Regions from separate parts of the Homo sapiens genome. Here region 2 is linked to region 1. A link is an interaction called in ENCODE POLR2A ChIA-PET data of the cell type or tissue named here. Cell type or tissue: A673. All regions are shown on one strand. Each heading gives the region's core, and the rest is flanking DNA. Links, peaks and the distances in the headings are about the cores only.

Region 1 (14,770 bases), core at 1,339-9,338:
GGACGGAGCTCAGCCTCGGGTCTGGATGGGCTCACGCTCCCTGGCTGCCTCCGAATAAGTGGAACCAGCTGGCTTCTCGGCAGGGGTATCTGGGCCCCATAGACACTGGCTTTGCTGGGGCCCAGCGGCACTAGCCCCTGTGGCTGGGGAATTAGTTATCGGACCTCGTGGCCAACCCCTGCATCCGCTGTTCATCCCTCCCCGGCCCCGGCCACCTAGCCCAGCCCTGCCACCACCGGCCGAGACCTCATCCCAAGCCCCAGCCTCCAGCCTCGCACCGGGGATGGCGGGGGTTTGCTGGGATAGCTGCGGGGTCACAGCCTCCAGCGAAGGACAGACAGAGTTCAGGTGTGCCCGGACTGCTGACGTTCAACCCACAAGCCTACAAGCCTCGCTGTCCGGGACCAGTTCCCTGCGTCCATTTGACAGGTGGGGGATCAGGATGTCACGTGATGGAGAAACACAACCCTGACACCAGAGCTGACCGGCCTGGAAACCAACACGCTGTCCACGCGGCACACCTGCCTGCCCTGTCTGAGCCAGATGCAAAGGCTGAAACCCAGGGTCCCAGTGGCCCAGAGGCCTCAACCCCCAGTGGGAGAACGTGTCAAGGCCTTAGAGGCTAACTGGCCTCGTTAGAACCTCCAGGAACGGCAGGGAGGCAGGAGAGGAAGGAAGTCCCGTTTTCCAGCCCCACGGTTTCTCCCGCAGAGGAAGCAAGGCCTGCCTCACCGCTGCACCCCTCAGAACAGCCCCCCACACTGTAGACTGCTCTCTGCCCACTCCGTCACCTCCTAGTGAGCTGATGAACTTTGCAAAGCCCTCTGCAGCCACAAAGCCCTGAGCCCAAGGCTCCCCCCACCACATGCTGTGTGGCTTAGGGAAGGTGTCCCAACCTCTCTGAAATCCAATTCCTTCTCTCTGAAGTGTTGAAAAAGGTGTTGAGTATCCACTCTGTGGCTGGGCCCTCGGCCACAGTCATGTGGGGACAGAGTTCAGAGCACGAAGCTTTTTTTTTTTTTTTTTTTTTTTTTGCAATGGAGTCTGACTTTATTGCCCAGGCTGGAGTGTAGTGGCACGATCTCAGCTCACTGCAACCTCCGCCTCCTGGGTTCAAGTGATTCTCTCACCTCAGCCTCCTAAGTAGCTGGGATTACAGGTGCCCGCCACCATGCCTGGCTATGTATTTTTAGTAGAAATGGGGTTTCACCATGTTGGCCAGGCTGATCTCGAGCTCCTGACCTCAGGTGATCCTCCTGCCTCAGCCTCCCAAAGTGCTGGGATTACAGGCATGAGCCACCATGCCCAGCCCAGGGCACGAAGCTTTGAAATGAGGCCCACAGACAAAAACAGAAGGCTGTGCAGACCGGGAGAGGGAGAGGTCAACTTCCTGGGGAGGCAGACAGAAGTCCCCAGAGAATAGACCAGAATGAGCCTGTTCCTCTCAACCATTTCCACCCCAGAGAGCCACTCTGACCTGCTCGGAAAAGACTGGAAGTAACCCAGCTGCCCATCACTAGAGGATACGCTGGAGGAGTCCAGGACCTCCAGCCAACTACAAAGCCACTTTTAATTTTATCTATGTATTTATTTTTAAGAGACAAGGTCTCACTCTGTGGCCCAGGCCAGAGTGCTGTGGTGTGAGCACAGCTCACTGCAGCCTTGACCTCCTGGGCTCAAGAAATCCTCCCACCTTGGCTTCCCAAAGTGCTGGGATGACAGGTGCGCACCACTGCACCTGGCCTGCTTTTAATATTTTAAAAGGAGAAATTTAATATTTTACATTCCACATTACATTGAAAATTTAATATTTTACAAAGAGTCAGAGAAGAAAAACCCAGTTACAGCCAGAAGGCACAGAGAGATTTGGAGAGAGATAGGGAGAGGCAGAAACAGAGGCGGAGACGTAGAGAGGGAACCGAGAGAGAAATGAGGACACGGCGGCCGGCCCGGCCCGAGACACTGGATCCCCCAGGCCTCCACTCTCCTGGCCCCGTATAAAGCCCCAGCCCCAGCAGGTCCCGCCAGCCAGCCCGCCGTGCCAACTGCAGGCTGCCCCCTGCCCCTGGCCCAGACCTCACCCTTTCAACTCCCTGCCCATGGTCAGCGCAGCCCTCGGATCACGATGTCGGGGCCGTGGCCGTTGGCCCGGGAACCAGCTTTGCTGCCTGTGCCCGCGGTCAAGTGCTGGCCGAGAGCCCTCGAGTCTTGTCCTCGGAGGCCCCACTCTGGGAGACATTGGCGGAGGCCCTGGTAGATAAGACAGATGGGCCCTTCTTGCCCCCAGACCAGCCAGAGATCCTCAGGGTACCACCCCACTGCAGGTTCCGAAGGAGGACGGGAGCTGGATGTTACTGATAGTCAGTCTGGGGCGTCTGCCCCAGACACTGACCCCACTGCCTTCTCCAAGGTAGCTCTGGTTCACGGAACCCTCCCCCAAAGGAGGACCTCAGGCGGGTCCTTTTGTCATTCCCGTTCACAGATGAGGCAGCTGAGGCCCAGAGAGGTTAAGCAGCTTGCACAGGGTAACACAGCCAGAATCCTAGCGTAGGAGGTAGGCTGCCTGCCGCTCCATCTACCCCACCGTGCCTTTCCTCTGCCCCAAGCCAATGGGGCTCCCAGCCACCCGCATCTTGTGGGCATAGAAATGAAGTCCCAGTGCCTAAAAGAGGCAAAGAGAAAAGGGAATGAGACCGGGTGCGGTGGCTCACGCCTGTAATCCCAACACTTTGGGAGGCCGAGGCGGGCGGATCACTTGAGGTAAGGAGTTGGAGAGCAGCCTGGCCAACATAGCGAAACCCCATCTCTACTAAAAGTACAAAAATTAGCTGGGCGTGGCAGCGGGTGCCTGTAATCCCAGCTACTCAGGAGGCTGAGGCGGAAGAATCCCTTGAACCCAGGAGATGGAGGTTGCAAGGAGCTGAGATCACGCCATTGCACTCCAGCCTGGGTGACAGAGTGAGACTCCATCTCAAAAAAAGAAGGAAAGGAAAGGAGAGGAAAGGAGAGTGGAGGAGAGGGGAAGGGAGGGGAGGGGAGTGGAGGGGAGGGGAGGGGAATGAACGCACTGTGGCCCCAGGAGCTGGGAGAAAGCAAGTCACCGTCGGCCTCACGCCGCAGATCCATTCCTGCCTTGAACGACCGAGGGGAGGCCTCCCTGCACCTCCAGAACACCCGTGCAAGGACCCGGACAGTACCGTGTAGCGTGAGACCTTCTGCCACAGAGGCCCCTGCTGCCCATCACCGCCTGTTTCTGGGTGTCGATTTCCTGCCTGGACCCAGACAAGGACATGGATATGAAGGGAAGAAGGTTTGTAAACAGAAGAAGCTGTGCCCACGAGGAGAGCTCCTAGGGTTCAGGAATTGTTGGTTTGAGCCTGGGGACCGCCCAGGGTGAGAGAGGTTAGCACACCCCTGGGGCCAGGCACTGTGGCTCACACTTGTAATCCCAGCACTTAGGGAGGAGGAGGTGGGAGGATCTCTTGAGCCTAGGAGGCCAAGGCTGCAGTGATCTATGATTCCGCCACCTCACTGCAGCTTGGGTGACAGAGCGAGACCCTGTCTTAAAATAAAAAGGACAGTCCTGGGGGTCCCAGCTCCACGGCTAGGGCTCAAGCTCCTGGGATCTCACCAGGTCCCTCCCACTCTGCGCCTCCCCAAAGCCCCCATTGTCCACAGGAATAAGTCCGGGCTCCTCCGCCTTGCCCATTAGACAGGGGCTTTCCGGGCAGGCCTAGGTCTGTCTATGAACTCCGGGCCCTTCTGCCTCCAGTGTCTCACACTCTCTACCTCCCTTCAGGACTCAGCTCCGTGGACCCCCGCCCCCCACCGCCACTGCGTGGCCACGCTGGCCTCGACCGTGCTGACCAGAGCCAGCAGGGGTCAGGATTCACCCAGGAATGACGGGCCCGAGGCCGCTAGGGTTCCAGTGCCCGACAGAAGACAGAGTTCTGCACGCCGGCCAGTGAACACAGACCAGAAGCAGTAAGGGAACAGGAAGCTGGGGGTAATGGGCACGAAGTCAGAGACAGAGATGCCCGTGGGTTCCGCTTTCATTGTTGAAAATGCTTCTGACTTCCATTTCCCTGACCTCATCTCTGCCCCAGCACCAGAGGCGCCCCAAAATTAATGCACACCCCAAACCAATGCTCCTTCCACCAGGTGCCGCTCCAGCTTTCTGCATCCAAGGAAACAGCTCCATGATTCAGGCTTACACCCTCGGGTGCCCTTCCCTGCTGTTTCTCTTGCCTCCCACATCCCAGCCATCAGCAAATGCTGACAATTCTACCTTCAGAATTGTTCCCAGGCCAGGCACGGTGGCTCACGCCTGAAATCCCAGTGCTTTGGGAGGCCGAGGCAGGAGGATGGCTTGAGCCCAAGAGTTCAAGGCCAGCCTGGGCAACATAGAGAGACCCCCTTCTCTGGAAAACAACAGAATTGATCCTGAAGCTTTTAAGGAACAAACAGCACCAATCCTACCCAAACTCTTTCAGAAACTAGAGGAGGAAGGAACACTTCCCAATGTGTTTTATGAGGCCAGCGTAACCAAAACACATTACTGAAAATCAAAGGCCAATATCCCTCATGAATATCGATGCACAAATCCTTAATATTAACAAATTGAATCCAGCTGTCTATAAAAGGGATTCTCCATCATGACCACCAAGTGGGGTTTATCCCAGGAATGCAAGGTTGGTTTAATACCCAAGAATCAATGTGATTAACCACATTAGCATAAGAGAGGAAAACCATATGATCATCTCAGTAGATGCAGAAAATTCAGCACTCACTTGGACAAAATTCAGCATTCATGCAGATTAAAAACACGCAACTAGGAATAGAATGGCATATCCTCAACCAGATAAAAGATGTCTATAAAAACCCTACAGCTGTCATCCTCAATGGCGAAGGACTGGGTGCTCTCCCCCTAAGGCCAGAAACAAAAGAAAGATGTCCAGTTCCACTGGTTCTTTTCAACATTGTACTGGAGGTGCCACACGGTGCAATAAGACAGGAAAATGACATATAAGACAAACAGCAGAAAGGAAGAACTAAGGCCAGGCACAGTGGTTCAGCAGCTCATGCCTGTAATCCCAGCACTTTGGGAAGCTGAGGCAGGAGGATCACTTAAACCCAGGAGTTCAAAACCAGCCGGGGCAACATGGCAAGACCCTGTTTCTACCAAAAAAAGAAAAAATTAATGGGCATGCTGGCATGCACCTGTGGTCCTGGCTACTCAGGAGGCTGAGACGGGGGTGGGGGTCACCTGAGCCTGGGAGTTGAAGGCTACAGTGAGCTATGACTGCACCACTGCATTCCAGCCTGGGTGACAAAGCGAGACCCTGTCTCTGGAAAAAAAAAAGAGAGAGAGAGAGAGAGAGAGAGAAAGAGACAGGCATATCAACCAATTGCAGTAAATGGACCTTATTTGGATTCTGAGCTGAACAAAGTGTGAAAAAATTTTAGAAGGCAGTCAGGGAAACTGGACACTGCCTGGATATTTGAGCATATTAAGGAATTACTGTCCATTTTCTTAAAAAATGATAATGGAATTGTTGGCTGTGTTTTTTAAGTCATTGTATTTTAGAAATGCAAATATTTATGGATGAAATTACTTCGTGTCTGGGATTTGCTTTGATATAGTCTGTTGGGGAGGGTGGAGAGGGACTTATGGAACCAGATGCATCACACTTTGGGGATGGCTTTATGGGGGTTCATTACGTGATTCTCTAAGCCTTTGTTTGTGTATAAAATTTTCCATAATAAAAGGTTAAGCCAGGCGCTGTGGCTCACGCCTGTAATCTCAGCACTTTGGAAGGCTGAGGAGGGTAGATCACGACGTCAGGAGTTCGATACCATCCTGGCCAACATGGTGAAACCCCGTCTCTACTAAAAATACAAAAATTAGCTGGGCGTGTTGGTGCACACCTGTAATCCTAGCTACTCAGGAGGCTGAGGCAGGAGAATTGCTTGAACCCAGGAGGCGGGGGTTGCAATGAGCCGAGATCGCGCCACTGCACTCCAGCCTGGGCGACAGAGTGAGACTCTGCCTCAAAAAAAAAAAAAAGTAATATAAGCAAGAGTTTCCTTCAGAATCTGATGTGGGTGATTAATTTCCATGTAAATCAGAGGAGAGTTGTGTTTTTTTTTTTTCTCGGCCACTGCGCCTGGCTGAGAGAATTTTTTTTTAATAGTAGATGGATAAATTTCATTCTAAACCTAGAACTTACTCTGGGGGTCACTTATTTGTGGGGACAGCTAATTTTTGTATTTTCATCGTGTTGGCCAAGCTGGTCTCAAACTCTTGACGTCAACCGATCCACCTGCCTTGGCCTCCCAAAGTGCTGGGATTACTGGTGTGAGCCAGCGCACTTGGCCAATATGCATATATATTTTTTGAGACAGGGTCTTGCTCAGTCGCCCAGAATGGAATGCAGTGGTGAGATCCTGGCTCACTGCAATCTCCTCCTCCTAGCCTCAAGCGATCCTCCCACCTCAGCCTCCTGAGTAGCTGGGGCTACAGGCATGCAACACCATGTCCAGATAATTTTTTTTTTAAAGAGATGAGGGTCTCGCTATGTTGCCCAGACTCCTGAGCTCAAGCGATCCTCCTGCCTCTCCCTCCCAAAGTGCTGGGATTCCAGGCACGAGCCACTACGCCCGGCCATTGTCCCCTTCCTGTCCTCGGTCAGTGTCTCCCCACCCCTTGTCCTGAGTGGAAGCCTCCTGAGGGCAGGGACGGCGCCTGAGCCTGGCATGGACGCAGCACCTAGTAGGAGCCCAGGCGATGTCGAGAAGTGCAGTTTCTTTTGCATCCTGCAGGACGAGGGAGGTGGGTTTGATGTCCCGTGGAGCACCCCAGGCCCAGCAGCTCAGCTGCTGGGTGATCTTGGGGTGTCCCTCAAGTCTCTGGGCCCAGCATCCCTGGCAGGATGCATCTCCCTCGGTTCCTCTTGGAGAGCTGCCCGGGGGGCGGGGGCAGGGAGAGCGTGGGAGGGGGATGCAGGCGCGGCTTTGAGCCTCCCAGGCGGTGGGGTGGGAGCACCTGGTTGCTAAGGTTACGACCACCTGTGATGGGACGTTGCCATGGAGACTTACCACCTGGGCGGAGAGGGCGGCTCCAGATGGGGAAGCCGTGGGAGAGGCTGGGGGGCAGGGAGGCAGCAGCCCGCAGAGGGGGGCATCCTTCTGGGGACGGCCGTGGTGGGGCCGAGGGGTCTCCTGTCCTGTGCTCTCCTGCCTGGGAAAACCAGCAGGAACTCTTCTGCAGCAGGAACCATTTCTAAAATTAAAAGCCCTCCTCCTCTCGCTCGCTCTCTCCAGCGTGAGGGACGGGACCAGATGCGGGCGGGAGTGGCAGTCATGTCCCAGGGAGGGAGGCTGCGGGGGCAGGTGGCCTGGGAGCCTCCCGTGTGGCCCCAGACAAGTGGCCACCCTCTGTAACTGGGGAAAGAGTCCTTGGCTGCTAAGAGGCAAACGTGTAGAGTCCTGGAAGCCTTGGGCTCCAGATGCCTGAGGTCAAGCCCCAGCTTCAGCAGGCAGATGCTGTGTGACCTGAGGCTAGTGACCTAACCTCTCTGAGTCCCCAAATTCTCATCTGTAAAGTGGGAATAATAATGAATCCAGGCCAGGCACAGTGGCTCACACATGTAATCCCAGCACTTTGGGAGGCTGAGATGGGAGGATCACTTGAGGCCAGTTCAGGACTGCAGTGAGCTATGATTGCACCACTGCACTCCAGCCTGGGCAAAATAGCAAGACCCTGTTAATTAAAAGTTAATCTGGGGGCCGGGCACCGTGGCTCACGCCGGTGATCCCAGCACTTTGGGAAGCCAAGGCGGGCAGATCACGAGGTCAGGAGATTGAGACCATCCTGGCTAACATGGCGAAACCCCGTCTCTACTAAAAATACAAAAAAATTAGCTGGGCGTGGTGGCAGGCGCCTGTGGTCCCAGCTACTTGGAAGGCTGAGGCAGGAGAATGGCGTGAACCCGGGAGGCGGAGCTTGCAGTGAGCTGAGATCGCGCCACTGCACTCCAGCCTGGGCGATAGAGTGAGACTCCGTCTCAAAAAAAAAAAAAAAAAAAAAAAGTTAATCTGACCCAGGCTCAGTGGCTCATGCCTGTAATCCCAGCACATTGGGGGGCCGAGGTGAGCGGATCACTTGAGGTCAGGAGTTCTAGTCCAGCCTGGCCAACATGGAGAAACCCCATCTCTACTAAAAATACAAAAATTTAATGAGCCTGGTGGCATGCGCCTGTAGTCTCAGCTACTCGGGAGGCTGAGGCAGGAGAATTGCTTGAACCCAGGAGGTGGAGGTTGCAGTGAGCCAAGATTTGCACCGCTGCACTCCAGCCTGGGCAAACAGAGTGAAACTCTGTCTCACAAGATATAAAAAAAGCTAATTTAAAAAAGCCAGGTGTGGTGGCACATGCCTGTAGTCCCAGCTACTTGGGAGGCTGAGGCAGGAGGACCACTTCAGCCCAGGAGTTCCAGGCTGCAGTGAGCCATGATCACACCACTGCACTCCAGCCTGGGTGACAGAATGAGACCCTGTCTCTTAAAAAATAATAATAAAAACTAATCCCTCATCATTTTGGGGAGGAGTAAATGGACACATAATATTACAAGACTGGGCTGGGCACAGTGGCTCACACCCGTAATACTAGCACTTGGGGAGGCCAAGAAGAGAAGATCACATTAGGCCAGGAGTTCAAGACCAGCCTGGGCAACTTAGTGAGACCCCATCTCTACAAAAAATAAAAAAATTAGCCAGGTGTGTTGCCACTCACTTGCAGTCCCAGCTTCTCGGGAGGCTGGGGTAGGAGGATCACTTGAGCCCAGGGGGTTCAAGGCTGCAGTGAGCTATGACTGCGCCACTGCACTCCAGCCTGGGTGACAGAGCGAAACCCTGTCTTAAAAAAGGCTGGGGCCGGGCTCGGTGGCTCACGCCTGTAATCCCAGCACTTTGGGAGGCTGAGGCGGGCCGATCATGAGGTCAGGAGATTGACACCATCCTGGCTAACATGGTGAAACCCTGTCTCTACTAAAAATACAAAAAAAAATTAGCCGGGCCTGGTGGCGGGTGCCTGTGGTCCCAGCTACTCGGGAGGCTGAGTCAGGAGAATGGCGTGAACCCGGGCGGTGGGGCTTGCAGTGAGCCGAGATCGCGCCACTGCACTCCAGCCTGGGCAACCGACAGGGTGAGACTCCATCTCAAAAAAAAAAAAAAAAAAGAAGAGAGGGTAGAGCTTGCACTGGACCCATCAGCAAATTACTGGACATCTTAGCAGGCATGTGCCACGCAGGGAGAGATGGAAGGTCGGGGTGGAGACGCGAGTGAAGAGGGGGAAAGGGGCGGGCAGAGGTCTGGGGGAAGGGCGTTCTAGGCAGAGGGAGCAGCCCGTGCTCAGGCCCTGCAGTAGGAGCCTGGCCCAATCTCCACCCCCAAGGGCTCGGGAGCACTGGCCACAAACCGGGCAGAACCACTGCAGAGTCTCTGCAGCCCCGGGAGAAGATGGGAACTGTTCCGATCTCCATTTTGCAGAGGTGGAGACCGAGGCTAGAGGGACATCCCCCACGGTTACACAGGCAGGGCCTCGACTGGACCCCAGCTGGCATCCCTCACCCTCCAGGACTCATAGCAAGTGTCTCCTCCTCCGGGAAGCCTCCCTGGCCCCTGGCTTCGGTCCGGGACCCGGTGTCACTACTGCCTCTTCCACGCCGCTTTGTGACGATTTCATATTTCAGGCATCTGCTCCCTCTGTCCGAAGAAATCCCCCTTGAGGCTGGAAGCGTCTCCTCCTCCTCCCTCCAGCCCTTGGCCTGGTATACAGTAGGTGCTCAATGAACACCTTCCTCCAAGAGCCCTGAGAGCCAGCTATCAGGAGCATCACTTTACAGAGAAAGAAACACGTTCAGAGAGAGAAGGAGACCTCCCCTACTGGGGTCACACAGCACAGCAGCCCAGGGCCATTTGGTGGGGAGAGCATGGGGTGTCATGAAGTCCTTCTGGACCTCTCTGGGGCCAGGAATTGAACCATACCCGCCCCCCACAGCATCCTGTGGGGGGCCTGGCCTGCAGCCTCCCAGGGATGCGGTTTCTGGGCCTCCAGCCAACGCGACAGTCTGGGAACAGAGCCTGCTTGAGTCACAGGTGGCTGCGTGAGTGCCAGGCCACCGCCAAAGCCACTGGGAATACACAGCTGGTGGGGAGGACTGCAGAGTGGGTGAAGGGGGCAGACAGGGCAAGGTTACACACACAGGTTCCCGAGGCCTCCTTCTCACCCCTCACTTGGGACAAATGGCATCTCCCAGCCTTGGTTTGCTCATCTGTGAGACAGGGAGGCTAAATGTGGCTTTTAGAAGATGCAGTGAGGGGCCGGGCATAGTAGCTCACGTCTGTCATCCCAGCACTTTGGGAGGCCGAGGCGGGTGGATCACCTGAGGTCAGGAGTTCGAGACCAGCCTGGCCAACATGGTGAAACTCTATCTCCCCTAAAAATACAAAAATTAGCCAGGCATGGTCATGGGCGCCTGTAATCCCAGCTACTTGGGAGACTGAGACAGGAGAATCGCCTGAACCCGGGAGGTGGAAGTTGCAGTGAGCCAAGATTGCACCACTGCACTCCAGAATGGGTGACGAGAGCAAAACTCCATTTCAAAAAAAAAAAAAAAAAAAAAAGACAAAAAAAAAGGTAAAAAACTTTCCATGAGCACTCGCAGTGCACTTGGTGTGTGCGCTGCTGTGTGCTAGGCGGAAGGCACATTGGGGAACAAGCCCATTAGACAAACTGAGAGGCTCCAAGCTGCTCGATGGAGGGACAGAGAGAAAGGCTGTCCAAGCTGGGCACAGCGAAGATCAAAGGCCTGGGACTGGAGGGACTTGGCCTGTTTGAGGAAGGCTGAGGGGGTGGAGCCCGGGAAAGAGTGAGTGAGGACAGGCCAGGGGGAAGGAGGTGGTGCGGCAGACCAAACAGTGCAGGCAGCCGGGCGGTGGCTCACACCTGTCATCCCAGCACTTTGGGAGGCCGAGGTGGGTGGATCACCCGAGGTCAGGGGTTTGAGACCAGCCTGGCCAACATGCTGAAAATCCGTCTCTAATAAAAATACAAAAATTAGCCGGGCGTGGTGGCGGGTGCCTGTAATCCCAGCTACTTGGGAGGCTGAGGCAGGAGAATCGCTTGAACCCAGGAGGCGGAGGTTGCAGTGAGCCAAGATGGCACCGCTGTACTCCAGCCTGGGCAACAGAGCAAGACTCCATCTCAAAAAAAAAAAGAAAGAAAGAAAGAAAGAAAGAACGAAAGAAAGAGAAATTCCAGGGTAGGTGGGGTGCAGACGGGACCCTCACGGCAATAGGGAATCACGGCAGGTTCTGGAGCCCAGTGGCTAAGCTTCCTCTGAGGGGCTTCCTCTGAGGGCCACATAAGGAATGGGCCTGGGCTGGGCTGTGGCAGATGTCCAGGTGCAGATGGTGGCGGCCTGGACTAGGGGTGGGGGACGGGGGGCAGAGGAGGCGATGGTAGCTTCCAGAAGGTTCCACACGGAACAACCTGCTGCACTTGGGGTGCCCCTGCGTTTATTGCACGGCACGGCCGTCTCCGCAGGCTCACCCAGGCCGTGGGGACAGGAGGTCCTCGGACACGAAGCGCCCGGGATGCGCACGGAGGGGTTCTGCACCCGCGCTCCCAGTGTCCCCGCACCTGCGCCCACGTGGCCTCTCACACCTGCGGCCCCAGCCGCCGCGCACGCGGCCCAGCGCAGCCCCCGCGCGCCCCCGCCAGGCGCGCCGAGGAGACCGGCGGGCGGTTGCGCGCGGCGGCGGCGCGCACGGCGGAGCCCGGGAGGCGGCGGCGGCGGCGGCGGCGGCGGCGGCGGCTGCTCGTGTCGGCTCCGGGCGGCCCCCGCGCCGCAGCCCGCGCCGTGTCCGCGGCGGAGCCGCCCAGGTGAGTGGCCGTGCCGGGGCCCGGCGTGGGGCGCGCCCGCAGACCTGGGGACCCCTCACCTGCACCCTGCGACCCTGCCGCCCAAAGCCCCCAACCCGCGACCCCATCCTCAGCCGGGGGAAATTGCCCCGCGCACCCCTCCCGGGCTCATCGCTCCTTGCCAGGCCCCCGACGCTCCCCCTGGAAACTTTGGGGGCGAACTCCCCACCCTGGGGCCCCCCGCCCCTCCTCTGGGGCGCCAAGGAGCGGGGAATCGGGTGGGCATCTCCCCGGGGCACTGGGGACGCTGGGAGGATGCGCTCCTCTCCAGGAGGAGATGAAGGGGGCACTGGTTGGGTCTGGGGTGTGGGGAACGTCCGAATAGAGCCTGCAGCCCGCGCCTTCCTGCCCTGTCTCCCCCGAGCCGGGTCTGGTCCAGCCTGGGGGTGCGGAGCTGGAAGACGCAAAGGGTATCTGGGGTCCACACCGGAGCCTGCTCCATCGCTGGAGCTGACGGCCCGGCCTGGCGGGGAGGGACCTGGGGGCATAGGGCTGAGTCCCCCTGCTCTGGGGGCGTCTGAATAGCACCAGAAATGGTGGGCCTGGGCACCCTGAGTGGGTGCCGCCACCTCCCGGGCCTCTGGGGCCTGGCCAGGGGAGGCCCTGAGTCCCATTCAACAAGTTTAGGGGAGCAGCACCTCGTGCCTTGGTCCGGGCACAAGAAAAGCCCCGGGTCCTTACGCTGGAGACCACCATGTAACTGGGTTTCTCAACGTGTGCTTGGGGCGCTAACGGTGCCGGTGTCCCGGCCCCCCCAGTTCTGAGGAGTCAGAACTTCTGAGGCGATGTGCCCCAGAAGCTGCATTTTAGCAAGCGGTCCCTGGCTAAACCATGGACGCAGCGAGGCTGCAGACACCCTTGCTCCGGCGGGGGTGGGGAGCGGGCGTCTGCTGTGCAGTGGTATTTGCAGAGGGACGATCTGGGGCTTGGCTGGGGGGAGCCTTCAGGGACAACAGAGCTGTGAGAACCAGAGCAACCCAGGAGGGCTCCCTGGAAGTGGCCTGGAGAGGATGCAGAAGGTGTGAGGTGTGAGTGGTCAGGTGGAGGACGCAGGCTGGAAACAGGTTCAGGGAGGGTGGTGCTGGCTTTATCAGGAGGCTGGTGTGGGGTGGGCTGCCGCGGCATGGCCTTACCCTGGCTGTTCTCTGAGCCGAAGCAGCAGCCATCGTCGGAGACAGGATCTGAGTGGGAAGAACCCACGGGCTTCCCCTGTAGACCCAGCTCCTGTCCCCATCTCGATGATGTGGGGTGGCAGGAAGGGGGCAGCCGGGCGGTGGGATGGGGGCTTAGGAGGGTTCAACTCAGCCTTCCCTGCCCTGCCTGTCTGGTCTTCACCGGTGACTTCCGGCAAATGACGTCCCCTCTCTCAGATCCACCCCACATGGGATTAAATGAGATGCTGCCCACCTCGGCTGCAGTGTGGTGCCACCATAAAACAGATGCTCAGGTCACGATGGTTACGGCAGCAGCCCTGCCTGGCCTCCCTCAGCCTCAGCCGTCCACCCCCAGGGTAAGCCGGGACCTGAAGGTGCCTTGCTGAGTGGGAATAGAAGGCAGTTTGATGTCTCTTCCCACAGCACTGTCATTCCCCGGCGCCCCCTGAGTCACTACCTCGTCACCAGGTAGAGCCTCTTGAAGAACTCTGCGAGCAAAGTTGGCCCCGGGTGGGCCCCATCAAGCCGCCCACCACCACATGTCAATCTCGGGCCTCCAAAGAGCGCCCTTCACCCTCTAGTGGGGAGCTGGGATTTTGTGGGTAGGAGCTGGCGTCAGATCCAGGTTCAAATGCTGACTGTCTGCAGCTAAGTTGTGCAGTGAGCTGGGGCCCACTCTGACCCTCAGTCTCCTTCTCTCCAAAACGAACTTTATTATTCCCCCTAGTCAGGGCTGGGCTAGTGGGTGAAGTGGCCGGTGTAGACAGTGGGTGCTCCAAAACTGGTTCCAGATCCAGAGGCCCTGCCTGCAGAGGGCAGTCCACGGCCCCCCGTGTACAGGCTGGGAAGGAAAGTGGGTCGGGAGGCCCCCAGCCCCTCGAGGGGTTGACGGGGACTAACAGCAGATGGAAGCTAATTAGGGCTTAATGAATTGTCATGGATGAAGCCCCGGGAGGGCCTGGATCTAGGGCAGAGGATGCAGGGGTCCTGGGGGACTGGCAGCGTGTCCCCAAAAGCAGACCTTGGAGGGCCACGTGCTGTGAGGGGCTGGGCCCCCTCCTCCCATATCCGTCTTAGAAGCTCAAACGGGGCATCCAGAGCACACTCCCCTTACTCCCACCGCCCTGGTTGTGGTGGGGGGCAGAGGGAGGGAGATGGAGGTCACTGTGGGCCTGGAAACAGAGGGGACCGCTACCACACTTCTCACTCCTGCCCCCTCTGGGTTTGGCCGGCCTCTAGGAGGGCCTTTCCCAAGGGAGATGTCAGCATCCCTTGCCCTGGGCGGGGACTGGAGGGGGATGTGTTTGAGGTAACCTTGCAAGAGGGAGGGGAAGAGCCCTGCTCAGAATAGAGGAGGCGGATTGGAAGGGCCGGGGGCTTAGCCAGGAGCTGAGGGAAGGAGCTGCCCACACCACCAGGCACCAAGAGGGTAGGGCCACCTCTGTTCTAGGGAGGGACCCCGGCCACTCACAGCCACACTCTGCCTTCTCCTTGAGCTAAGAGCTTCCAGGACCATTAATCCAGGATCCATATCTAAGGACAGCTGGGGGTACAGGGAAGAGAGGCCTCCATTGCCCAGGTCCTGCTGTGGGGGACAGTTTTGGGGAGGGGGTCCTCAAGGCCGGTGCCTGC
Region 2 (16,892 bases), core at 4,891-12,890, 240 kb before region 1:
AGGACAGGGCCCCTCCTGGGCACAGAAGGGCAGTGGTGCTGACACCAAAACTGTGACAGGACCTAACCAGGGTCTCCCCAGGGCACCGTGGATATTGGGGCCTGGGTCATTCTCTGGGGTTGGGCCAACCTGGGCACTGCAGGGTGCTGAACAGCGTCCCTGGCCTCCACCCACTCCATTCCAGGAGCACCCCCAGTCGTGACAGCCACAGATGTCCCCAGACATGGCCCAGCATCCCCTGGGAGCAGAATCATCCTGGTTGAGCCCCCCTGGGTTATGGGATTCCACGGACCCCCAAGAGACTCTGCGTCCCATGATCCTCTGCCCTGCTGAGGTCCCAGGAGGCTGCACACATTGCAATCCACACCTTGAATGGGGGAGGGAGAGAGGAGGTGAGTCCCAGGAGCTGGGATCCCTCTGGTTTACACACCGTCTGCCCCATCGGGAGCTTATTCTGATGCCTACTGTGAGCAGAAATTGCATTCAACTGTTTTCCCAAATAATTTTTTTTTTTTTTTTTTTGAAACAGTCTCCTTCTGTCGCCCAGGCTGGAGTGCAATGGTACGATCTCGGCTCACTGCAACATCCGCCTCCCAGGTTCAGGCAGTTCTCCTGCCTCAGCCTCCTGAGTACCTGGGATTACAGGCACCCACCACCACGCCTGGCTAATTTTTGTATTTTTAGTAGAGACGGGGTCTACCCATGTTGGTCAGGCTGGTCTCGAACTCCTGACATCAAGTGATCCACCCACCTCGGCCTCCCAAAGTGCTGGGATGACAGGCGTGAGCCACCGCGCCCAGCTTTTTTCCAAATAATGAATTCAGGGTCCCCCCAGGCCCTGTGGACATCGGGGCTGGATCCTTCTCTGGAGCAGGGCCGTCCTGGGCACCGCAGCGTCCGCCTACCCCATGCCAGGAGCACCCCCAAGTCTGGATAACCACAATGTCCCCAGCCACCGCCCAGGGTCCCCTGGGAGCAGGGCCACTCCCAGGTGAGAATCACTGCCTCAAGGGAAGGGCTGGGTGGGACACAGAAATAAGATGTGGAGGTAAGGGGTCCTGCTTGGGCCCCCTAAAGCAGGTCGGACCTCCTCTCCTGAGAATCGACCCTGGGGGCCGGTGGGAGACAGACCTGGGGGATGGGGTGATGTGGGGTCTGAGGCGGTCCCTTCCTTCCTGCCACGGCCAGGCCCTCAGCACACTAGGGGCGCGAGGGACAGGCTGGGTTTGTACTGTAGTCCCCTTTGTCATTCACGGAGTCCGTATTTGCGAATTCGCCGGCTTGGTGTGTATTTGTGAACCCCAAATCAATGCCTGGGGTACTTTCCCTCTTATCCTTGGACACGCAGAGAGAGACAAGAAATTAGAGTCATGGACGTGCGTTCCCTGAGCCCAGGCCACGCTCCGCCTCCCCGTTTCCCCTCCTAGGTGGACCACGCCCTCATTACTGTCTAGCGAGAGCCTCGGGGTTTGCGTTTTTGTGCTCTTTTTGGTGATTTTGCTGTTTGCAGTGGCCCCAGGCATCGTGCTGAGGCCCCTTCTCGTGTCCCTCAGGGCCTCGTGGAGGAACTGGTAGGTGAGAAAAGCTTTGCTCAGGCAGGACTGAGAGAGCAGCTGCCCTATTCAACACTCACATCATCGATAGGCATTCAAGAAGACACCTTTGAGCCAGGCACGGTGGCTCACGCCTGTAATCCCAGCACTTTGGGAGGCTGAGGCAGGCGGATCACGAGGTCAAGAGATCGAGACCAGTCTGACCAACATGGAGAAACCCTGTCTCTACTAAAAATGCAAAATTAGCTGGGCATGGCGGTGCATGCCTGTAATCCCAGCTACTCGGGAGGCTGAGGCAGGAGAATCGCTTGAACCCAGGAGGCGGAGGTTGCAGTGAGCCGACATCCACCATTGTACTCCAGCCTGGGCAACAAGAGCCAAACTCCATCTTGAGAGAAAAAAAAATTAGCCGGACATGGTGGTGGGTGCCTGTAATCCCAGCTACTCTGGAGGCCAAGGCAGTAGAATCACTTGAGCCCAGGAGACTGAGGCTGCAGTGAGCTGAGATTGCACCATTGCACTCCAGCCTGGGCAACAGAGCGAGACCCTGTCTCCAAAAAAAAAAAAAAAAAGACACACAGAACAGGTCATGTATTGATCAGATAAAGGAAAGTTTCCTGAAACTCAAAGGAAACTACCCCTACAAAAATGTTCTCTAGGAGTAATGATTTGTGTTCGCAAACTCAGTTTTTGTGGTGACTTCACAGAACAGAACTACCACAAATAATGAGAATCTAATCAACTGTGGATATATATGTATATGTATATATATGTGTGTGTGTGTATATATATATATTCTTTGTGACTATGAAAGGAATATAACTGGCTGGGCGCGATGGCTCACGCTTATAATCCCAGCACTTTGGGGGGGCCAAGGTGGGTGGATCACATGAGGTCAGGAGTTTGAGACCAGCCTGGCCATGTTGGTGAAACCCCGTCTCTACTGAAAATACAAAAATTAGCCAAGAGTGGTGGTGCATGCCTGTAATGCCAGCTACTTGGGAGTCTGAGGCAGGAGAATTGCTTGAGCCCAGGAGGCAGAGGTTGCAGTGAGCAGAGATCGCGCCATTGCACTCCATCCTGGGTGACAAAATGACACCTGTCCCAAAAAAAATAATAAATAAATAAAAAGGAAAGAGAGAGAAGAAAGAAAGAAAAAAGAAAGAAAGAGAAGGAAAGGAAGGAAGAAAGAAAAGAGAAAGAAAGAAAGAAGAGGAAAGAAAGTTATATAACTTCATTTTACAGAATCTGAGAATCACATAAGGAGAGGAAAATCATCCACAATCCCAGCACTTTATCCTTTCCCCAGACATCTACACACACTCTCTTATTTTTAAAAATTGAGGTTCTACAACATGGTTTGATCATCTGCCTTTAAACCCATTTTTGCTGGCCGGGTGCAGTGGCACACACCTGTCATCCAGCACTTTAGGAGGCCAAGGTGGGAGGATCGCTTGGGCCCAGGAGTTTGAGACCAGCCTGGGCAACATGGCAAAACCCCATCTCTACAGGAATAAAAATTAGCTGGGTGTGGTGGCATGTGGCTGTAGTCTCAGCTACTCAGGAGGCTGAGGAGGGAGGATCGCTTGAGCCCAGGAGGTTGAGGCTGCAGTGAGCTGTGATCACGCCATTGCACTCCAGCCTGGGTAACAGACCCTATCTCAAAAAAAAAACAAAAACAAAAACAAAAAAACACGGTGCCCATCTGTGGCAAGGATGATGAAAATAATACAGTGTGCACATGAAAAGCAGTATTTCCAGCCACCTAAAAGTAAGCCTGAGAGGCCGGGCGCGGTGGCTCACGCCTGTAATCCCAGCACTTTCGGAGGCCGAGGTGGGCGGATCACGAGGTCAGGAGATCAAGGCCATCCTGGCTAACACGGTGAAACCCCCTCTCTACTAAAAACACAAAAAATTACCCAGGCCTGGTGGCCCGTGCCTGTAGTCCCAGCTACTTGAGAGGCTGAGGCAGGAGAGTCGCTTGTACCCAGGAGGCAGAGGTTGCAGTGAGCCGAGATCGCACTACTGCAGTCCAGCCTGGGCGACAGAGTGAGACTCTGTCTCAAAGAGAAAAAAAGTAAGCCTGAGAGAGAAATGCACCGAGTCACCCCATCAGAATAAGGAGCTGTGGTTCCCTGGTCAAGGACCATGGCCTGGGGCAGGGTCAAAGTCCTGTGGGTTCTGAGGCTGACCCGGGGCTGCAGGTGAGGTGGCCCCAGCATCCTCGGTCACTGTCCTGATTTTATGGATCAGGAGCTGAGGTCACACCGGGCTGGCCTGGGCACATCGCACTTTGACTCAGAGTTTGTGATGGGTCAGAAGTCTAACTTCCCGTCTTTCTCTATCACGGTCCTGAAACGGTGCTACAACTCCATTCGCTGACCCGGCCAGGCGGAGCCTCTGAGTCTTTTGTGAGTGCAGGTGCCTTTGGGCAGGAGGAGGAAAAGTCCTGCAGCCCCTCGTTTCTTGAGTCTGTGCATGTTTACTAGCAGGACCTTGCTTCAGATGCAGGGCTGGGTGGAGGCGCTCGCTCCTGCGTGCATGTGTGCGTGCACGTGTGTGTGTGTCTGTGTGTGTGCACATGTGTGTGTCTGTGTGCACATGTGTGTCTGTGCGTGTATGTGCACCTCTGTGTGTGCACGTGTCTGTGTGTGCAAATGTGTGTGCACGTGTGTGTGCACATGTGCGTCTGTGTGTGCATGTGTGTCTGTGTGTGCATGCAAATGTGTGTGCACGTGTCTTGTGTGTACGTGTGTGCGCGTGTCTTTGTGTGCATGTGCGTGAGTGTGCAGTACACGTGTGTACGTGTGTGCGTGTGTCTGAGTATTCCTGTGTGCACGTGTGTGCGTGTGTCTGTGTGCGTGCATATGTGTGTGAGTGTGCGTGTGTCTGTGTGTGCGTGTGTGTGTGTAGAGGTGGGAGGGGAGGCAGCCCCCCTGGATGTCTCTAGGTCACTAAGAGGTTAGGGATCTCACACGGAGTGATTCTGCCCCCCAGGGGACCCGGGGCAGTGTCTGGGGACATTTGTGGCCAACACATCTGGGGGGTGCTCCTGGCACGGAGCAGGTGGATGCCAGGGACGCAGCTCACCACCCTGCAGAGCCCAGGATGCTCCCGCCCCGGAGAACAATCCGGCGCTGGTGTCCGTATTGCTGGGTGGGAGGAGAGACCCTGGCTTAGGAGAAGGTGACCTCAGTCACCGCCTTCCTGCAGCTGAGACCCGGGAGCCTCTGGGAAAGCCGGGACTCGGCCTCCCCAGCTGGGCTGCAAGGTGAGGAGGCTTCCCGCCGACCTCAGCTTCCTTGGCCTCCAATGCAGCCCCGGGGCGCAGGGCTGCTGAGAAAGTGTCGTGTGTGGGTGGCCCGGACTCCAGCCCAGGAGCAGCAGCCATGTGGCTCTTCTTTGTGTCGGTGGAAAAAAACCCATTGGTTTGTGGAAATAGCAAATGTTTGTGACGGAAGAGGGGCCTGGCCGGCTTCAGAGACCACAGGGGCCCTTCAGGGCAGGAGGGAAACAGCCTTGGCCACGTGAACCCGGCCCAGCCCGGCCTCGAGCAGCTCAGGAAGCTGGGCCTGGGTTGGGCCCGGTGCAGGGGCGTCTGCTGACCTCGCCGGGCAAGCCCACTGCAGGGTGAGCCCCGCTAGGCAGGACGGGGCCTCCCCTAGAGCTGACAGTGGTGCAGCTCCTGGCTTCTCCAAGTGGGGCTGCCGGCTCAGCAGCAGAGCAGTGGTGGCCTAACCGGGAGACACAGAACCTGGCATCTGGGTTCATTGTGCGCAAGTCCCGGCCCCATGACCTCGGCCGGTGTAGACGCTCCGCAAGGCAGGGGCCTTTGCCTGCCTCGGGCCTCCTTGTCCACGAAATAGGAGGCTGCCGCGAAGCTGGAGGGGGCAGATCGCTGCCTGGATCTCCCTCCAGACCTTAGTGGGAGTCAGGAAAGACCACGGAAGGTGGTCCCCGTGGGCCCCCCTCGCGATCCGTGCACTGTGCATTGGAGACGGCCGTGGGCCCCCCCTCGCGATCCGTGCACTGTGCATTGGAGACGGATACGGGGCCTGGCCCTGTGCAGGGTCCGGCTTGGAACAGAGGATTCCGTTCCATGGAAAACCGCAGCTCCAAAGGCCCCAACCGCCCCGACCCCCGGAGACCAATCACCGGGGCCTGGAGACGTTCTTTCCTTCCTATTGACCTCCTGGCCCTGGGCGGCTCACATGAGACCCCCGGCCTTCCTGCCCCCCGTATACCTGTCACTTCCTCCATTCGGGGTTAATTGGTTTGTCCCCAGTTTCCACTTTCCACCTCTCCCTTTGCCCGGCACGTGGCTTACATAAAAGTAGAAATCAGAGATGGAAAAACACCGAAGTATTCCATGGGAAGGCGCCGTGCCTGGGTATTTTGTTTTTCTTGCACTGGTGTGTCTGATGGACTGGACTTTGACTGTGGGGTTGGGGCTTCCTTGTTCTGAAATGGAATAACACAAGTTTCTGGAAGATAATTTGCCCTGTTGTCCAGCAAGAGAAGCATCCAGGTCTTCTCCGCACGGATCGGTGGTAAAGAATAAAGTGGATTCTGCCCCCGTTTTCTCCGGAGGGCACGGCCCTTTCGAATTCCCATGCCTCATTTTTGGGGACAGCAACGTCGTTCTCCGATAAAAGCTGGAGGTAGCTCTGTGAGTTCCTTGTAAGTAAAAAATATGTAACCATGCTTTTCTCTTTCTCTCTCCTTTTTTAAACAGGGTGTACAGCAAGCTGTGATTCCTGGGAAAACTAAAAAAGGTATGTGGCATTTTCTCTTACTTCATGAGGTTGGAATCTCTTGTTTTTTAGAAAAAGGAACAAACAAGCCCCAGTCTTTTATGTGTGCCTGACACTTTGGGAGGTTGAGTCATCCCATAAAAGGGCTCCGGGCTCAGAGCCAGGAAACCTGAGTTCAAATCCCAGATCCCCTTTTACCAGCTCTGCCCCGTTTGGGTGGGTTCGCGTCAACTGTCTGCAGTGGAGATGACGTTCTCCGTTTTGCAGGAAGGTTGCAAAGATTAAACAAGCATATAGATACAAAAATATAAAAATAGCCAGGTGCAGTGGCTCACGCCTGTAATCCCAGCACTTTGGGAGGCTGAGGCAGGTGGGTCACCTGAGGTCAGGTGTTTGAGACCAGGCTGACCAACACAGCGAAACCCCGTCTCTACCAAAAGTACAAAAATTAGCAGGGCATGGTGGCAGGTGCCTGTAATCCCAGCTACTCTGGAAGCTGAGGCAGGAGAATCGCTTGAACCTGGGAGATGGAGGTTGCAGTGAGCTAAGATCATGCCACCGTACACCAGCCTGGGCAACAGAGTGAGACTCTGTCTCAAAAAAAAAAAAATATATATATATATATAGCATATATATTTTATACACACATATACCTATATATATGTATACACAGTGGCGTGCGCCTGTAGTCCCAGCTACTCAGGAGGCTGAGGCAAGAGGATTGCTTGAACCCAGGAGTTCGGGGTTGCAGTGAGCTATGATTGCACCACTGTACTCCAGCCTAGGTGACAGAGTGAGACCCGGTCTCTTAAAAAATATACCCAGTGTGGTGGCACGTGCCTGTCATCCTAGCATTTTGGGAGGCTGAGGCAGAAGGATCACTTGAGCCCAGGAGGTGGAGGCTACTGTGAGCTGTGATTGTGATTGCACCATGGGACTCCACGCTGGGCAACAGAGTGAGACCAGGTCTCTAAAGAAAAGAAAAAAATATATATATTATATATTATATATAATATATTATAGTTCACTGCTATAATATACTATTATATCATAGCTCACTGCAATCTTGAACTCCTGGGTTCAAGCAATCCCTTTGCCTCAGCCTCCTGAGTAGCTGGGACTATAGGTGCACGCCACTGTGTATACATATATACATATAATATATACATATGTGTAATATATATTACATATAATATATACATATGTGTAATATATATTACATATAATATATTACATACAATATATTACATGCAATATGCACATGTATGTAATATTACATAGAATATGTACATGTATGCAATGTTACATATAATATGTACATGTATGCAATATTACATATAATATGTACATGTATGTGATATATTACACATGATACGTACATGTGTGTGATATAACATTACATGCAATATGTGCATATATGTAATATATTGCATGTAATATGTACATATATGTAATATATTATATGTAATGTGCACATGTGTGTAATATAACATATTACATGTAACGTGTGCATGTATGTAATATAACATATTACATGTAACGTGTGCATGTATGTAGTATGATATATTGCATGTAATATGTGCGTGTATGTGATATGATTTATTACATGTGATATTACATATATGTAATGTGATGTTACATGTAATGTGTACATATATGTAATGAGATGTACATATAAAATATAATATATAGTATATAATATATAACATAATATATTGCATATAATATATAACATATATATTGCATATAAAATGTATATTACATATATATATGTATATATATATATGCTCAGCACCATGCTGGCATGTCAGTATCTAAGAGATGTGAGCTGAACCTGAAACCATCGCTGATCTGTTTCATTCGCGTTTTTCTAGGAATTTGTCCATTTCGTGTAGATTACCTAATTGGATGTCACACACTGGTTCATAATGCTACCGTGTTCTCTGATAATGCCTTTTATTTCCATACAGTTGGTAGTAATGTCCTCCTTTCGTTTCTGCGTGTAGTTATCTGCATCTTATTTCCTCTTTTTTTTTTTTTTTTTGGTTTTGCTTTTGGTCAGCCCCGCTAGAGGTTTGTCAATCACCTAGCTCTTTTCAAAGAACCAACTTTTGGTTTCGTCGACTCGCCAGTTTTTCTCATCTCTGTCTCGTTTATCGCTGCTCTGATCTTTACAATTTCCTTCCTCCTGCTGGCTTGGGGCTGCCTTCGTTCTTCCTTTTCTGGTTCCTTAAGGCAGCAGTCCTCAACCTTTTTGGCCCCAGGGAGTGGATTCGTGGAAGACAGTTTTTCCACAGACAGTGGGGAGGTGGGGGGGGTGGAGCCGGGAGGATGGTTTGGGGACGATTCAAACGCATTACTTTTTTTGTGCACTTTGTTTCTGTTATTATGACATTGTAATATATAATAAAATAATTCCACAACTCACCATAATGTGGGATCACTGGGAGCCCGGAGCTTGTTTCCTGCAACTAGATGGTCCCTGGGCTGGGTGTGGTGGCTCACGCCTATAACCCCAGCATTTTGGGAGGCTGAGGCGGGTGGATCACTTGAGGTCAGGAGTTCGAGACTAGCCTGACCAACAAGATGAAACCTCATCTCTACTAAAAATACAAAAATTAGCCAGGCGTGGTGGTGGGCACCTGTAGTCCCAGCTACTTGGGAGGCTGAGGTAGGAGAATCGCTTGAACCCGGGAGGCGGAGGTTGTAGTGAGCCGAGATCGCACCATTGTACTCCAGCCTCGGCAACAGAGCGAGACTCTGTCTCAATAACAAACAAACAAATAAAAACTAGATGGTCCCATCTGGAGGTGATGGGAGACAGTGACAGATCATCAGGCATTAGATTATTTCTGTTTGCTTGTTTTGAGACAGAGTCTCTCTCTGTTGCCCAGTCTGGAGTGCAGTGGCATGATCTTAGCTTACTGCAAACTCCGCCTCCTGGGTTCAAGCAATTTCCGGCTGATTTTTTGTATTTTTTAGTAGAGATGGGGTTTTATCATGTTGGCCAGTCGAGGCCATTAGGCATTAGATTCTCATAAGGAGCGTGCAACCAAGATCCCTTACATGCACAGTTCACAATTGGGTTCACGCTTCTATGAGAATCTGATGCCACTGCTGATGGGACAGGAGGCGGAGCTCAGGCGGGAATGCAAGCGTTGGGGGGCAGCTGTGAACACACAAGCAGTCAGGCGCCGTGGCTCACGCCTGTAATCCCAGCACTTTGGGAGGTCAAGGTGGGTGGATCGCCTGAGGTCAGAAGCTCGAGACCAGACTGGCCAACATGGCAAAACCCCATCTCTACTGAAAATAAAAAAAATTAGCCGGGCGTGGTGACGCATGCCTGTAATCCCAGCTACTTGGGAGGCTGAGGCAGAAAACTCACTTGAGCCCGGGAGGCAGAGGTTGCAGTGAGCTGAGATCGTGCCGTTGCACTCCAGCCTGGGGGCCAGAGCGAGACTCTGTCTCAAAATATGTGTGTGTATATATATATATTTTTTAAATATATATTTTATTTATAAATATGTATATGTGTTTTTATATATTTATAAATATATATTTGTTTATATATTTATAAATGCATATTTATATATTATAGATAATAGATAAATATATATTAATAAATACATATAAATATATTTTTATATAAATAATAAAAGATTGTATGAAAATATAATTTACCAGCACGGCAGGGCTTTTTGGCGTTCCCTAGATTTTGCCCCCAAGGTGAGTGCCGCATGGCCTCACCCTAGTCCCGGCCCCCACACAAATGACACTCAGGATGACGACGAAGACAGTGATGATTTAAAACCTGGCCGATGGCCGAGGGGTCGCATGTGCCCGTGGTGTCTGGTCTGGATCCTTTTACGTCCTTCTCCATGAATATATTCTCCATGGAGAAGTCCCTGCCCTCTCTCCTGTTTTCTGACCGGGAGACCAGACCTCCTTTGCTGGAGGTCAAACGGCCAGGGTGAGGTCCCTGGAGCCTGCCCTGAGCCCCGTCCTCTGGGACACACAAGTGCTGGCTGATGGCAGCGTGGCTGGACGGCAGGTGGCACGGAGCTGCCTGGGCAAGGCTCAGGTGTCTCCAGGCCGCAAGCTCAAGCTGCCAGCCATGTGGCCACGTGCCGTGGGGATTAGGTCCCTATGCTGCAGCATCTGCTGGGAGGGATGACAAGAGGCTCCAGCAATGACATCAGGCAGCTCTCGTCGGGCCCTGGCTAAGTCCCCTGGCCCTGTTCCCAGCAGCCGGGCCATCCCCACCACTGACGCCTCCCTGATCCTCAGCTCCCCCTACTCAGCGACTCAGCAGATACCTCTCCCGTGCCCCCTGCAGGCCAGGTCCACTGCTCCAATTCCTTTAGTTCTCCTAGGATCCCTGGGGAGCAGGGCTCATTGTCCCCATTTTATAGGTGGGGAAACTGAGGCTCGGCAACCAAAAGATGTGGCAAGGCCCGGGGGCTGGCCAGAGGCAGAGCGGGATTGGAGTCACGAGACTTGCCACAGAGCAGCTGGTGGTCCCTCAGGCTGTGTAGGCCACCTGCTCATCTGCACAAGCCCCTCAGAGCCCAGCAGGGCCATGGTCACTCTCCCTGGGGGACAGTCACAGAAGCTGGGGCTTGGTGAGGAGGTGAGCAGAGGTGGCCGGGAGCGGTGGCTCCTGCCTGTAATCGCAGCACTTTGGGAGGCTGAGGTGGGCGGAGATCACTTGAGGTCAGGAGTTCAAGGCCAGCCTGAACAACATGGTGAAACCGCGACTCTACCAAAAAATAAAAAAATTAGCCGGGCTTGGTGTTGGATGCCTGTAATCCCAGCTACCAGCTACTCAGGAGGCTGAGGCAGGAGAATCGCTTGAACCCGGGAGGCGGAGGTTGCAGTGAGCCGAGATTGCGCCACTGCACTCCAGCCTCGGCGACAGAGCAAGACTCCGTCTCAAAATAAGCCAGCAAGGAGGGTCGCCACGGGGGCTGGATGAGAGAGTGCCTCCCAGCCGCTCCTTCTGCTGCATTCTACCCACTTCCTGTGAGCCAGTCTCAACCCAAACACTCTTTCCCCATCCCACAGGGATTCTGAGAATCAGGGCACCCCAGACCCAAGGCAGCCACATTTCCCTTTTCCACTGAGAGCGGAAAGAGGCCTCGGCACTTCCTGGGGCAGCCCAGGATTTGGCCGTGTTTCTGCATTAGCAAGAAAAGGCGTAATGGAATTTGGATAGACAAGAAAAGGGGATGTAAGCGTGAGCAAAACCACACACTCCATTTCATTGTTAGAAATTCCATGCGTGTCATCAAAACCTCATCTTGGGACAGAGGCCAAGACGAACTCACTGTCACAAGGAACTTTGTGCACAACAAGTGTGCTGGCTCCCCTGTCACCCCCGCCCTCACCCCCGGCCTGCTGGCTGACCCCAGACACAGCAGCCTTGTGTTTCCTCCCTCCTGGTCAGCTGGTGCCTGGTAGCTGCAGCGGTGGTAGCTGCAGTGGTGTCTCTCCAGAAGGTTCTGGGGGAGAGACTGAAATTCCCATGCTTAGCCTTACAATGCCCCGGCCCCGTGCAAACCTCCAGATGAAAACACAGCCCCGGCCAGTGCGGTGGCTCACGTCTGTCATCCCAGCACTTTGGGAGGCCGAGACACGTGGATCACAAGGTCAGGAGTTCAAGACCAGCCTGGCCAAGATAGTGAAACCCCGTCTCTACTAAAAATACAAAAATTAGCCGGGTGCGGTGGCGGGCGCCTGTAATCTCAGCTACTCAGGAGGCTGAGGCAGAGAATTGCTTGAACCCAGGGGGTGGAGTTTGCAGTGAGCCGAGATCCGCCACTGCACTCCAACCTGGGTGACAGAGTGAGACTCCATCTAAAAGAAAAAAAAAAAAACACAGCCCTGTTTAAGCCCTCCGTGCATGTCCTCCTCCACCTCCACCCCCACGGCTGCCATTTTTGCCAAAACGTATATCCTGGACTTGCCTTCTTGCCGTTTGCTGTGTTTGAGCGTCGAGCGTTGAGCCAGACACAGTTGGGTTGGCACAGGAGTCAGGGTTCTCTCCGGGGGTCCTGACAGTTTGCTGCCAAACCTTCATGTCCAGACCTAGTGTCCCCCCTGGGGTCCCTCGGGTTTGCAGTTGCCTTGGCATTGAGGATTCAAGGTGTGTGGCAGGAACAGGGACCCAGGAAACCCTTTGGTGGCCTCAGCCTGCCCAGCTTTGTCACTTGAACCTGTCGGGATGCAAACAACATGCACAGTTCACGAGAAAGCCGCTCCTGGCTGGAACATCCCTTCGACCAGGGTCTCTGGGTATCAGCATCTCTGACATTAGGGTCAGATTATTCTTGAGAGGGGGTTGTCGCTGTTTGTTTGTTTGTTTTGTTGTGTTTTGTTTTTTGAGACAGAGTCTCGCTCTGCACCCAGGCTGGAGTGTAGTGGCACGATCTTGGCTCACTGCGACCTCCGCCACGTGGGTTCAAGCGATTCTTCTGCCTCAGCCTCCCGAGTAGCTGGAATTTCAGACGAGCGCCACCAGGCCCGGCTAATTTTTGTATTTTTAGTAGAGATGGGGTTTCACCACGTTGGCCAGGCTGGTATCGAACTCCTGACCTCAAGTGAGCCACACACCTCAGCCACCCAAAGTGCTGGGATTACAGGTGTGAGCCACTGGGCCTGGCTAGGTTTTTTTTTTTTTTTTTTTTTTCCAGACAGAGCCTCGCTCTGTCGCCCGGGCTGGAGTGCAATGGCGCGATCTCAACCCACTGCAACCTCCGCCTCCCGAGTTCACGGCATTCTCCTGCCTTAGCCTCCCGAGTAGCTGGGATTACAGGCGCCCGCCACCACACCCAGCAAATTTCTTTTGTATTTTAGTAGAGACCAGGTTTCACCACGTTGCCCAGGCTGGTCTCGAACTCCTGAGCTCAGGCAATCCGCCCTCCTCGGCCTCCCAAAGTGCTGGGATTACAGGCGTGAGCCACCATACCTGGTTTTTGTTTTTTGATTTTTGTTTTCCATTGTTAACATGAAAACATCCGTAATGATCCCTAGCCCTCAGGGAGAAGCTCCCTGGGCCTGTAGTTTTCCGGGACTTTCTAACAACACCAGGGCTGGAGTGGGGTGGCCCTGGAGATGTCACACATGATACTGGTGACCTCTAGCCATTCTGATGATGTGACCTGGAGCCCACGGGCCACAGCAGAGAACCCCAGGCTCGAGGTCCATCCTTGGCCATGTGTGTGCCCGGACGGGCCGGCCCCTGCTGCAGAGCCCAGAGGGGTGGGCCTACCAGGCCACGTGTGCCCATGCACAGCAGCAGCACCTGCTATGGATGGAGGTGGGGCAGGCACTTCACATCCGAGGGCTGCCTGGGCCTGGGAGCCTCTGTCCTGGGAAGGAGATCGGCCCTGGGAACAGAGTGGGTTCCAGGAAGTAACACCCTTTGTGAACTCCCTGCACCATGGCCTCCAGCCCCTTCCATCCAAGTGGCATCTTTGGTACCCAGTGTCTGGGATGTGCTGGGGTTGGCAGAACAAAGGCCTCAAAGACATCCATGTCCTAATCCCTGGGAGCTGTGGCTGTGTCACCACACATGGAAAAAGGGACTCTGCAGGTGGGATTGAGTGAAGGACCACCTGAGTCATGAGAGCACCACCGTGGATGATCCGGGGTGGGGGGGCGCAGTGACCTCACAGGATCCTCACGAGAGGAGGCAGGAGGGTGAGAGTCAGAGAGAGACTGAAGAGGCTGTGCTGTGTCTGTGAAGGGGGAGGAAGGGTCCCGAGCCGAGGGATACGGGCACCTCTAGGCGAAAGGCGGGAAAGAGATTCTCCCCTGGAGCCTCCAGGAGGGACCAGCCCTGCCTGTGCCTTGATTTTAAACCAGTGAGGCCCATGTTGGACTCTGAGCCCAGAGCTGTGAGATGAGAAACATGGGTCGTGTGCAGCAGCCACAATGTCACAGGACACAACGAACGTCCAGGGAGCTGCCAGTGTGCGGAGAAGGGGTTTTAGTGCAGCCTGGCTGTGCATAGATGGTTGCAATCAGGGGCTTCTCAGAGGGGATGACATCGGTGGGGCTTTGCAGGATGTGTAGGAGTTTTCTGGGGGGGGGGCATGCGTGGAGAAAGACCCACCTGTGCTGAGGTGGGAAGGCCCGGTACTGCCCTCTGTTCTCTTCCTAACCCTCCTGCCCTTCAGCTCCCGAGCACCACCGTCACGAGGCCGGCGCTGCCCCTTGCCCTGGCCCGGGGCCAGGGTGACAGCATTTCCTCAGCCGGGAAGCCCAGAACTGGAGTGACAGGAGCCACGGGGTTCAGTGTCCTGGCCCGGCCCCGGTTCCCGGGCTTGCAAACTCTCACATGACCGTGGTCATCCCCCGCCCCCGCCGACCCCACCGCCGGGTGGACAGAGAGCAGCTTTTCTTTTCTCCTGCTCCCGTCACCGCGGCGACCAAACCCACACTGGCGGCGCGTCACCCTCTGTCGTCGCGGCCTCTTTGTCTGAACAAGCCGGCTCATTCTTAGGCTCCAAGCTCCGGCTGAAGGCAGCGGCGGGACCTGCCCCGCTGGTCTATTTTTCACTTTCTCGTGGGCACCTCATTCATTCCCTCTCTTTAGCCCCTTCTAAATATAGCTGCCCCGGGGACCGATTTAGCCTGAGAGCAAAGGGCCCACACTGACAGGGACAGTCACAAGGCACTATTTTCCAGCCAGTGCGGCCCTCCCTTCCATGTGGCAGAGGCCCTCCCGCCCGCAGCCCTGGGCCCCACGGCCCTGCCTTGAGGTCACAGAGCCACCAACGGTCAGAGCTGGCACGGAAGGCCCCACACACAGCCGCCCTCCCAGGCCCTGCTGGGCGACCTGGCCCTGGAGAGGCTGCAGGTGCAGGGTGGGTGCCCACGCTGGGTGCAGGGTCTCTGCATGCAGACCCTGGTTGCTGAGGGGGCCCTGGGGTTCTGTGGAGCGGGCAGCAGGTGTGGCCAGTCTCAGACCTGTCTCTTGTATTGAAGTTTCCATTTCAGTCGGGCTCCCCGGGCTCTGCGTGGGTCCCCTCTTTGGCGTCCTGGTGAGAACATGGCAGGCCGTGGGGGGCCTGCATCCCAGCTGCCAGGGGACACATCAACGCCTGATCGTTGCCCTGTGCCTTCTCACCCTGATGCCCTGTGTCCGCTCTGGAAGCTGTGTGCACCTTTCTTTTTCGTTTGTTTGTTTTGTTTTGTTTTGTTTTGTTTTTGAGGCAGAGTCTCGCTCCGTTGCCCAGGCTGGAGTGCAGTGGCGCGATTTTGGCTCACCGCAACCTTTACCTCCCGGGTTCAAGCAATTCTCCTGCCTCAGACTCCTGAGTAGTGGCATTACAGGTGCCCACCACCACTCACGGCTAATTTTTTTGTATTTTTAGTAGAGAGGGGGTTTCACCGTGTTGGCCAGGCTGGTCTCAAACTCCTGATCTCAGGTGATCCACCCACCTCAGCCTCCCAAAGTGCTGGTATTACAGGCATGAGCCACTGCACCTGGCCTTTTTTTTTTTTTTTTTTTTTTAAGACAGTTTCGCTCTTGTTGCTTAGGCTGGAGTATAGTGGCGCAATCTTGGCTCACTGCAACCTCTGCCTCCCAGGTTCAGGCAATTCTCCTGCCTCAGCCTCCTGAGTAGCTGGGATTACAGGCATGCGCTACCATGCCCAGCTAATTTTGATTTTTTTTTTAGTAGAGATGGGGTTTCACTATGTTGACCAGGCTGGTCTCGAACCCCTGACGTCAAGTGATCCGCCCGCCTCGGTCTCCCAAAGTGCTGGAAATACAGGCATAAGCCACCGTGCCCGGCCTATGTGTGCACCTTTCTGCAGAGTCTAAACCAGGGTCCCCTAGGCACTGTAGACATGGCGGCCAGATTGTTCTCTGAGGTGGGCCTGTCCTGGGCACTGCAGGGTGCTGAGCAGTATCCCTGGCCTCCACCCACTCCATGCCAGGAGCACCCCCCAGTTACGACAACCACAGATGTCGCCAGACAGCGCCCAGGGTCCCCTGGGGGACGGAATTACCTCTAGGTGAAACCCCCAGGGATAGGGGATTCCACGGACCCCCAAGAGACTCTGCGTCCCATGATCCTCTGCTGTGCTGAGGTCCCAGGAGGCTGCACACAATGAAATCCACACCGAGCTGGGAGGGAGAGAGGAGGTGAATCCCAGGAGTTGGGGGTCCCCCTGGTTCACACCATCCATCCCGTTGGGAGCTTATTCTAGTGTGGGTAGGGATTGAACCCCATTTTCCCCAAATAATTAACTCAGGGTCTTCTCCCTCAGCACTGTGGACAGTGGGGTAAGATCCTTCTCTGGGGTGAGGCTGTGCTGGGCACTTACGGTTGCTGAGCAGCGCCCCTGGCCTCCACCCACTCCATGCCAGGAGCTCCCCCAACCCCGACAACCACAGATGTCTCAGGCATCGCCCAGGGTTTCCTGGCGGGGCTGAATCACCCACCCCCCCAATTAAGAGCCACTGTTGGCCCAGCACGGTGGCTCATGCCTAAAATCCCAGCACTTTGAGAGGCCAAGGTGGGCAGATCACCTGAGGTCAGGAGTTTGAGACCAACCTGGCCAACATGGTGAA

What was found. ChIA-PET counts read pairs that join two places held together with the same protein. Peaks named below come from ENCODE experiments on the same cell type or tissue, not always from the same donor. Only the 100,000 strongest peaks of a DNase experiment are listed, where the experiment ranks them.
Region 2: POLR2A ChIA-PET joins it to region 1 with 10 read pairs; 2 of 35 experiments call an interaction of 5 or more read pairs at or near these places.

Annotation. Positions count from the first base shown.
Region 1 is chr19:2,305,251-2,320,020 of GRCh38, reverse strand. It overlaps LINGO3 (leucine rich repeat and Ig domain containing 3), which reads left to right and starts at 11,867. Exons shown (of 2, transcript NM_001101391.3): 1 at 11,867-11,945. RefSeq lists enhancers at 3,638-3,727, 3,918-3,977. In A673, for the core only: a CTCF peak has its summit at 3,905 (motif pointing right); no DNase peak of the experiment used is centred there.
Region 2 is chr19:2,544,585-2,561,476 of GRCh38, reverse strand. GNG7 (G protein subunit gamma 7) reads left to right here. Exons shown (of 5, transcript NM_052847.3): 3 at 6,289-6,328. Among named protein-coding and RNA genes, the nearest start is that of GADD45B, 77 kb to the right of the region's middle. RefSeq lists enhancers at 1,261-1,761, 4,191-4,804, 13,772-14,716, 15,562-15,701, 16,235-16,284 and 3 more. In A673, for the core only: no CTCF peak of the experiment used is centred there; DNase peaks (open chromatin) are centred at 6,456, 8,486 and 11,516; H3K4me3 peaks cover 680 bases; H3K27ac peaks cover 2,702 bases.